Linked DNA regions of Homo sapiens: region 1 is linked to region 2. Evidence: chromatin loops called from intact Hi-C (ENCODE). Cell type or tissue: Caco-2. All regions are shown on one strand.

Evidence for each region. Hi-C counts contacts between places; a loop is a spot of excess contacts. Peaks named below come from ENCODE experiments on the same cell type or tissue, not always from the same donor. Only the 100,000 strongest peaks of a DNase experiment are listed, where the experiment ranks them.
Region 1: a loop joins it to region 2, with 20 times the contacts of the local background. A loop is called at or near these places in 5 of 110 quality-filtered maps.

What each region holds. Positions count from the first base shown.
Region 1 is chr7:155,794,470-155,799,469 of GRCh38, reverse strand. No RefSeq gene overlaps it. Among named protein-coding and RNA genes, the nearest start is that of SHH, 15 kb to the left of the region's middle. RefSeq lists an enhancer at 470-549. In Caco-2, a CTCF peak has its summit at 2,344 (motif pointing left); a DNase peak (open chromatin) is centred at 2,370.
Region 2 is chr7:156,155,054-156,160,053 of GRCh38, reverse strand. It overlaps LOC105375602 (a long non-coding RNA gene), which reads right to left. Exons shown (of 3, transcript XR_928249.4): 3 at 1,887-1,953. Among named protein-coding and RNA genes, the nearest start is that of SHH, 350 kb to the right of the region's middle. In Caco-2, no CTCF peak of the experiment used is centred here; a DNase peak (open chromatin) is centred at 3,053.

The DNA of each region.
Region 1 (5,000 bases), 360 kb after region 2:
AAATTTTGGCCTCTGGGACAAATCTGGTCCGAGGGCTGTTTTCACACAGTCCCTGAGCTGAGACTGTGTTTACATTCTTAAAATGTTTAAAAACAAAAAATCTAAAGAAGACTGCTATTCTCTGACATGTGACAATTCTGTGAAACTCAAATTTCAGTGTCCATACATAAAGTTTTATTGAAACACACCCACACTCACTCACGTGTTGTCTGGAGTAGCCTCTCCACTAGCCCAGAGGAAAGCCACAGAAACCACCTGGCCCGCACAGCCTGGTATTTACTCTCTGGCTCTCTGCCCAAGTCTGCCAACCCTCTTTCTAGGATTTTGGATTGAAATCAAGCTTGGCGGTAGGGGCTGGGGGCTGAGGGCAGGAGCTGGAACACAGTGCCCTGTCTACCATCGCAGCATATTTCTCAATTAGAATTCAATTAGAATTGCCCACTCACTCCTGCTTCTCCCTGAGAGCCGTAGGGGCCTCGGGAGGTTAACAAGTCCAGGAAGACCCCGGAGGCAGCCACGTCTGCCTGGTAGAGCAACAGCACCCTTCGATGCTGATCAGGTGTGAGCTAAACTGCCAGGCACACCCTGTGCAGGAGAGGCGGGGTCCAGACACAGCCCGTGGAGTCCCCAGAGCAGTTAGCAGAAGCCGCACCGTGTTACTCTCTCATCTGTGCAGATCACCCCATAGTTAGAAAACAGGAAGTCTGGATTTGGAGATGACTTTCTTTTCTTTTTTTGGCTGAGCTTAATTTTCTCAAATTAAGACCAAAACATTTGTAATTCACACTTCACTCTATAAACAAGCGCTGGGTCCTCATGCAGGGAGGCATGAGAGTGGGTATGGAGGGTGCATTTTAACGGCTACCTTTGGTTTTCAAGATGAGGGCAGCTGTGTTTTCAGATGGGGCAAAGAGGTTGAAACAAGAGGGTTGAAACATCAGAAAACTGAAGATATAGTAGAAGAGAGAGTATGCCAGGAATCAAAGGAAAAAACTCTCCCCCACACAGAATTGATTCCTGGATGGAATCCCCCATCCCAGGTCAGGGCCCAAGCCTTTGCTTCCAGGGGAAGTGGAAGGAAAGTTCCTTCCTCCAGATCTGAGGTTAGCGTAAGGATTTGCCTCAGAACCCTGCAACCTAAAGCCAGCAAAACAAACCCACTGCCTCTGCGAGGAGCGTCAAGGCCCCCACCCCCTGAGCGTCTGTTCACTCCATGGCTTAGGTCTCAGAATCCCAGCTGAAGGCCTCTGGCCAGAACTCTGCGGCTCTCATGGCCCAGGCGGCCCACCTAGCAGGCAGGCCCCACTGGGCAGGAGCCTCCGCAGAGGAATGGGGCTGTGGAGAGGACAATGTGGTCCCTGCCATTTCAGAAAGAGGATGAGAGCCTCCGCGCAGCCCAGGAAGCCAAGGCACGGTTGAGCCTGCCCGTGTTTACTCCACGGCGCGCCATTCTAATGGCAGCTGTTCTTCTTACTGCTCTGTGAGTGGCAGGGGACGGCGCAATCTTCCCTCCTGTGCCTGGGGCCTCGGAGAGTGGAGTGAGCCTCGGCCCAGTGTCCAGGTTCCTACCTTCCAAAGATTCCGGCTGGGGCACTATCCTGGGCCTGGTTCCCCCAGGGCCAAGCTGCAGAGCGCCGGGCACCACCCGCGAGAGAAGCAGCCACCCACCCCTGGGTGTGCCCAGGAGCCCATCCACAGTTTGGATCTGCACCGAACACCAGCAGACTGCAGCAGGAGGCTCCTTCTGCAGTTCCAACTCGGCTTCCGAGGGATGCAGGCCGGTGCTCTCCTCCTCTCCAGCCCTGGTCAAGCCAGGGCTCCGGTGGTCTTTCAGCCTCCACAGCCTCTGCATGTAAAAGGCACTGGCAGCACAGGGTGGACGTTTGGGGAGTTTACCTACCCACGTCCGGGCTCTCTCCTCTCCCTGCACCTCCATGCTCTCCCCAGAATTGCAGGGTGCTGGGTGCAGGTGGCACCTGCCATTGGACCAGCTCCTGGCTGCTTCTCCAGAAGTGTCCCGGGGCTGGAGGGAGCCGGGGTCCCGGGGCTGGAAGGAGCCGACACTTGGGGCCCGGGGATGGAGGGAGCCGTGGACTTGGGGCCTGGGGCTGAGGGAGCCGTGGACTTGGGGCCCGGGGCTGGAGGGAGCTGGGGTCCCAGGGCTGGAGGGAGCCGTGGACTTGGGGCCTGGGGCCGGGGGGAGCCGGGTCGGGGGCTGGGGGGAGCCGGGGTCCCGGGGCTGGAGGGAGCCTTGGAGTTGGGGCCCGGGGCTGGAGAGAGCGGTGGCTGGAGGGAGCCGTCCCCGCGCTGCCCTGGTGGAGTCCGCGCGCCCTCTGGTGGTCGCCTCGGGGAAACGCCGCGGGGCCGTAGCCGGCGGTCCGACAGCCCAGGTGAGCCCTTAAGGATTCAAGCGTCAGAGTCCCTTCAAACCGAGGGCGGGTGACTACAGGCCACCTCCACCCACGGGAGCGTCAAGGAGGGGCGGCGAGGTGAGCACCAGGGGGTCACGCGCCTTCCTCTCCAGAGGGGTCAGTTCAGCCTCGGGGGGCTGGGGCCGGCCCGGAGAGGCCGCCCTGAGTCCGGGACCCGCAGGAGGCCTCAGCCAAAAACAGAGGCAGGGGCGTGGGAGAGTGAGGGGATGGTGCCGGCCGTCAGCACAAGAGAGGAAAGAAACTGAAAAATCTGGAAATCAGGAAAAGTATTGGCTGAGGGCAGAGGGCAAAGGCCACCTCTGACATCTGACCCTGAAAGCGACCGAGTCCCGAGCGTCCAGAGCTGTCCCGAGGGTTCCACGGGAAACCTCGTCCTGTCACCACGACTCCCTCTGTGCAGATGGAAGAGCGGGTCTCGGAGGGGGCGCAAGGTCTCGCGGGGAGCAGGGAGCGGCACAGACTTGGCCGGGGCCACCCACCCACTGCAGCAGCCCCTTCCCTCCAGCCCATCTTCTCTAGCTCCAGAAGCAGGTCTCAGGCTGAATAAACAGGTGTGCTAGGCGGTGAAGGCCAGGGAGCGCGGAGGAGGGGATGGGACAGCCAGGCCGAGGGGCGCCGAGCCCTGGACAGAGGTGCATGGATAGAAACAGTGTTCGCTCTGAAACAGGGACTGGTGGTGTCCTCTCGTAGTCAAATCCTGGGTGGAAAGCGTTCTAGGACATATGAGAACCCAGGTGAAGAGATGGAGCGTTTCTGCTGACCCTAAGGAACACTCTTCTGGAATCCAGGTTGGTGAAACACAAAGGCTGCCCCATCACTAGCAAGTGCTTAGAGCCCGGGTCCCAGCCCAGGCAGGCGGCAACGCAAGGCCAGCATCAGGAGGACCCAGGGGCCGGGCCAAGGCTGGCCGTCCTGGGATAGGAGACCCTCCCCAGCGCCACAGAAGGCCCCATTCTCTGGGTGGTGACCAGCTGCCCCAGGGATGCCCTGCCTTGAGGTTGGATCTGAAAAACCACCTCTTTCAGCTTTTTCTCCTTTGTCACAAAAAAAGTTTCAGAAATAAAAACCTACTGGAAGATTCCTTATAACATGTACAGAAACCGTGTCAGGCTGAGTGTGCAGTAACCGTGTGGGATGACGGGCCACACACACCCGGGAGTACACCCTCACCGCAGCACCTACACACGTGTGTCACACCAAAGCCAGAGTTTGCCAAGAATATTTACCCTACACCGCAGTATCGTCTCTTTATTCAAGCCGGCGACTAATTGATTTCAGGACCCACTAGTGGGTTGTGGGAGCAATTTTAGAGTCCCTGCTCTGTGTCCAGGGCCACATCAAGAATGAAAGAAGGGAGTACTGAGGGAGCCCCAGCCCTGGATGCCCCTCCCTGGGGAGCACCTGCCCTGAACACCCGGCCAGCCAGGCAGAGTGGGGCAGAGGCGCAGCCCACCCTTCCAGGGCAGGTGAGCCACAGGCACCCCTCCCAAGACCCCTCAGCGAATGTGCCAACCCTGCCAACCTCTCCTCTGGTCGCAGCTCCCTCTCTGTTCTAGACACTGGAAGTTTCCTTGCTCCACTGGGAGGGCTGTGAGCATACATGAGGGAAAGACCCCAGGAGAAGAGAAAAGAGAAGGAAAGAGAAGTGGCTGAGATGTACCCAGGACTTCCACGAGGTGGATTGGAGGAACGCTGCCCAGAGAACTGACCTCAGCCAAAAAAAAAAAAAAAAAAAAAAAAAAAACGAAAAAGGAAAAAAAAAGAGCTTTCAATCATCAGGCAATTATTACAACTGTGGAAAAAGATAAATGAATGTACAAAGCTCCCAGGCAAGGCATCAAAACGGTCCAAGGCAGAGACAGATCATATGCAGCCCGCAGAGATCTCAGCTGTTGCTAAGATGAAGCATTGGCTGGAATTAGGCAGCACACCAACACGTGGTGGGGTTTCAGTAACTTTATTTATTTATATTTATATTTTTATTTTTTTGTTTGAGATGGAGTCTCACTCTGTTGCCCAGGCTGGAGTGCAGTGGCACGATCTCAGCTCACTGCAACCTCTGTCTCCCAGGTTCAAACAATTCTCCTGCTTCAGCCTCCCAAATAACTGAGATTACAGGCACCTGCCACCATGCCCAGCTAATTTTTGTATTTTTAGTAGAGACGGGGTTTCGCCATGTTGGCCAGGCTGGTCCCGAACTCCTGACCTCAGATGATCCACCCACCTCGGCCTCCCAAAGTGTTGGGATTACAAGTGTGAGCCACCGTGCCCAGCCGGATTTCAGTAACTTAAAAAAATACAGGCAGATTTGTTCTATTTGCTATATTTTCCTAGTTCAATGTAAGGAACACACTTCCAGAGCACAAGACGATGAACTAATTTTAAAATGCACAGACGTAGGATCCCATCCAAGGCATCATAGGCCACTGTGGGTCTCTGGTCCTGCCCCCACCCCCCTCCTGAGCCCCTCTCTCTCCCACCGCCCGTCACATCCCCAGGCTGAGGTGCCCAGGCAGCCTTGGTGAACACCAACCAGGGCGAGGGCAAGGAGGCAGCTGTGAGATGGGG
Region 2 (5,000 bases):
CAGTGAGGCCAACAGGCTTGGGAGATGTTTGTGGAGTGTCTGGGAGCCGAGGCCAGGACCAGGGTGGGCTTTGGGTCTCTACAGCCCTTCCATGCTATTCAAATCACACAGTGTGTCTCCCTCAGGGACCGTGTGGCTAAGTCCTAGAGGTGAAGGCCCCTTATGAGAAGAGCGAATTTTCTGCAGAGTGAGTTGGGCTTTTTTTTTTTTTTTTTTCACTTAGAAAACACAGAAATGCATGGTCTGGGGTCACCCAGGGCTGTATGTCCATACAGGTGTTGGCATGCCCCCTCGGCCCATGGGCCTCATTGTCCCCCCAGCCTGTCTGCTCTTGCTTCAGGTGCTTCCCACATCCTCAGCTCTGAGCCTCCCCACGCAACTCAGCCCAGCAGATGTGTGAATGGGTGCCCAGGATATTAGCTAATAGTTTAACATCAGGGCATTCCGCACTGGAAGAGGAAATTATCTGCCATCAAAGAGTGCCCAAGGTCACAAAGAAAGGTGGAAGGAGGGAGAAGCCATAGCTGGTGGGCCTGGTGTTCTCGGGGAGACACATGCTCGCATACGTGTGCACATGCACAGGCAGCCTGCTCCGCTTCCCCAGAGAGTCTAACCAAATGATCCATCCCCATGCTGCAGGAGTGGCCGCTTGGCCCACACACCTGGGAAGAAGAGCTGTAGCCTCCTGGAGAACCTGCCTGTCGGAACCAGGCAGCGCCTGAGTTCCGTCCTCCCAGGGGCCCGCCATCTCTCCTGAGCACCCCAGCCAAGGGCAGGGTGAGGCAGCCAGCTGATCCCCTCGGTAGGCTCGCTGATAGCATCTAGAGGGCTTGCTTTTCCAATGTTAATAAGCGGTTGCTACAGGTAATCAGCAGTCACCTGATGATATTCAAGGCTTATTTCAAAGCCACATGCAGGGTTGTTGTTGTTTGGGGTTGTTCAAAATCATTCAAACAGCCCAAATCGTACTAATCCCATTCTTATCTGGTGATCAAATAGAAGCCGACTCGGTGATTGGAAAAGCAACTGGACACAGTCAGCTTGGAGAGGGGTGCTCCTGCACGCTGGGGGCCTGGAAAGATGAGGGGATCTAGGGAGGCCGGGCCGAGGCCTGGCTCCGCCTCACCTGACACTCAGCCTTAGACAATGACACAGGTATTTTATGCCCCATCCTGACATTTGCTCCCCCTACACTAACACACAGAAATGATCGTGAGGAACATTCCCCCCAACACGTCAAGGCCACTGTCCTTGCCAGTCCAGGGCTCCAATACCCCAACGTATAGTCCATTAAAGCCTCCCCAGGGCAGAAACAATTAATGATCTAATGATTAATGATGGCATTGCACATAGGAAACGCTGAACACATTGTGTGTTTGAAAGAATAGGTGAACAGATAAACAAAGGTGCAAACGAATTCCTACTGTCTGGGGCCCGAGGCGAGAAGACAGAAGGCTGCAGGCCAGGATGGAGGCTGCGTCTGGGTCGGGACTAGGCTCTCACTCCTGGCATTTCTGCCCACACTCTCCTGTCTCCTGACAATCTCAGAAACACAGACATGAATATAGAGACCTCCATGGACCAGCAACGACAACATGGGCTGGCCCTGGAGGGGTCCCCCTGTGTCATCAGGGATACCCACTGGGGACTCTGCCTGCGAGGCCAGGCATCTCCAGGTGGCATTGTGTTCTTGTTGGAGACGCACATCTAGAGAGGGAAGCAGTGGCTGCACCCAGTCAGCACTGTGGCCACCAGAATAATGCAGAGATATGTAGACACGTGTGACACCTACTATTGCTGTGGATTTTGCAAAAAAAAAAAATGTATTTTTCTTCTATAGAAAATCCCATCTTCCCTTGTCGTGGATAACTCAGGGTTCCTGAAGCGGGAAATGCCTCAAGAGAACATGCTCTTGGATCACGCTGTTTCTGCCTCTAATCTTGTCCTCAGGTACTGCAGACAGATAGAAACAAAGTGGTTTTGCCCAAGAACCCATGCTTGGTGACCTGACCTAGAGCCCAGCTCCCTCGTCTCTGCCGGGTGGGGCAGGAGTTGAGTGCCTCATGAGGCTCTTCTGCCATTTTGCGAGATCTCCCATCTCCTGTCACACACAATGAGCCCCTCCAACCATAATACACTTCCAAAGAGGCAGGCCACCTTCACCTCCCCCCCTCGGCACCTCCACCCTTGCACAAGCCATTTGCCTGTCATCTCAGTAAACTCTGCTGCCCTGGCCTCCACCAGTCCCTCATTCCAAATGCCAGAGCCCTGGGTCGCCAGCTTGCTCAGGAATTTCTCAGGTGATGCAGAGAACAGTGAGTCCTGGAAGTCAACCAGCTGAGAACTTGCTGCTCACCGTCTCCTCCTGAGACAGAGGAAGGGGTAGCTGTACTTGGAGGTTGCCCCACAAGCCGTCCCCACGGGCATTTGCTCACCTGAGTACACAGGTGCTCTTCCCAAGGGCCCCACCACAGCCTCCAGACCTCCCCCAGGACACCCTGTGGCATCCGGCTCTCCAGAGGCTGCCTCCTTGCACAGCGATGCCTTTGACTGTGCCCGGTGGTCTCCCTCCATCCCGCTCTCCCCTTCCGTCTTTGCTCACACTCCTGCCCGGCTTGCAGCAGAGCCCGGTTCCTCAGGTAACATCTTCCTTTCTGTGCTCTTCTCCTGCCCCAGCCGCACCTGCCTGGCTTTCCCCTTCTGCGTGCTGGTAGCATCCAGGTCCCACACGGGATGCCAGCAGTGCTCGCCGGGCGGCTGGAGGTGCCAGGGTGGTCATTCATTGCCACGTAATCATTGCTCACCTATCTAAGGGAACACGCACTCCCCTGCTCCTCTTGGCATTGTCCCCACTCCTCCCTAGCGCCCACCTCTGTATCACTATGGGCCAGTGAACCAGTGGCACCGAGATGTGGCCAGGGGCTCATCTCTGGAGTGGGAGGTGGGTTGCAGGCCACGTTATGCCTTAGCCTCTGGGCTAAGGCCCTGCAAATCCTCCGAGGAAATGAAAATATCCCGTGGGGCCGGAAGGGGGAGCTCATTAGGCCGTGATCTGCCAGTAAGTGACCAAATGAATTCGTCAGCCCAGCCCTGGCAGAGGCAAGATCCCTGAGGCATAGGCGGGGGAGGGGAGTGGAATCAGGACAACTCCAGGTGGAGGGGGCCTGGGAAGAAGGAGTGAGTTGGCAGCAGAGCTGGGCAGTGGGGGGCAGCGAGAGAGCATTGGATCCCCAGCCAGGAGCCCACCTGGGAGGAGAGAGGAGACAGAGGCGAGCCGTGCACCCCAGGGTGGCCACAACCAGCCTGGAGCTTGGGAGCAAATTGCTTTGCAGTGAGCCCAAATTAAAGCATCCATTATAGTTTCTGCTCTCAAGAAATCAGTTGATTTCCCCTCTGTTTAATCAATCAGAGACATCCACAAATGGCAATCTACGGGCCTCTCTGTGTCTAGCTCCTGTCTGGCTCTCTGCCCGGCACTCATCTGCATCCTAATCCAAGCAATTCACCCTCCTCCTCACGGCCCAGCTCAGATCTCAGGACCATTGTTCATCTCTCAGCCATTCTCAGGCCACAGGCAACAGCAGACTCAGATGTTTCTCGTCCCCACACCTCCATTTAACCAGCTTCGGCATGGCTGCCCCTGGAAGGTGAAGGCCATGGAGACATAGAAGGAAGGAGTGTGGAAACAACCTCTCTCTGTCTCCACAGCACACACATATCACAGCCAGGGGCCTGGGAACACGCCCAGGTCAGTCCCACGTAATCCAGCCCTGCAACTACACACATGCATTGTGTCTGCACCTGACCGTGTCCACACCTGTACTATGTTCAACCTGCATGGTGCCAAAACCTACACTGTGTCTACACCTGCCCTGTGTCCAGAATGCACTGCATTCACACCACACTGTGGCCACCCTGTACGGTCTATACTTGCATTGTGTTGACACCTGTACTGGGTCTACACCTGCGCCATGTCTACATCTGCACTGTGTCCACACCTGGACTATGTCTATACCCACACCTGTGAGGTTCTCACTTGTCCTACGCCTACACCTGCACCGTGTCCACACCTGTGACATCCCCACTTGTTCTACGTCTACACCCGCACCACGTCCACACCTGTGACGTCCCCACTTGTTCTATGTCTACACCCGCATTGTGTCCACACCTGTGACGTCCCCACTTGTTCTACGTCTACACCCGCACCACGTCCACACCTGTGACGTCCCCACTTGTTCTACGTCTACACCCGCACCACGTCCACACCTGTGACGTCCCCACTTGTTCTACGTCTACACCCGCACCACGTCCACACCTGTGACGTCCCCACTTGTTCTATGTCTACACCCGCACCACTTTTTTTTTTTTTTTTTTTTTTTTTTTTTTTTTTTTTTTTTCTACGTCTACACCCGCACCACGTCCACACCTGTGACGTCCCCACTTGTTCTACGTCTACACCCGCACCACGTCCACACCTGTGACGTCCCCACTTGTTCTACGTCTACACCCGCACCACGTCCACACCTGTGACGTCCCCACTTGTTCTACGTCTACACCCGCACCACGTCCACACCTGTGACGTCCCCACTTGTTCTACGTCTACACCCGCACCACGTCCACACCTGTGACGTCCCCACTTGTTCTACGTCTACACCCGCACCACGTCCACACCTGTGACGTCCCCACTTGTTCTACGTCTACACCCGCACCACGTCCACACCTGTGACGTCCCCACTTGTTCTACGTCTACACCCGCACCACGTCCACACCTGTGACGTCCCCACTTGTTCTACGTCTACACCCGCACCACGTCCACACCTGTGACGTCCCCACTTGTTCTACGTCTACACCCGCATTGTGTCCACACCTGTGACGTCCCCACTTGTTCTACGTCTACACCCGCACCACGTCCACACCTGTGACGTCCCCACTTGTTCTACGTCTACACCCGCATTGTGTCCACACCTGTGACGTCCCCACTTGTTCTACGTCTACACCCG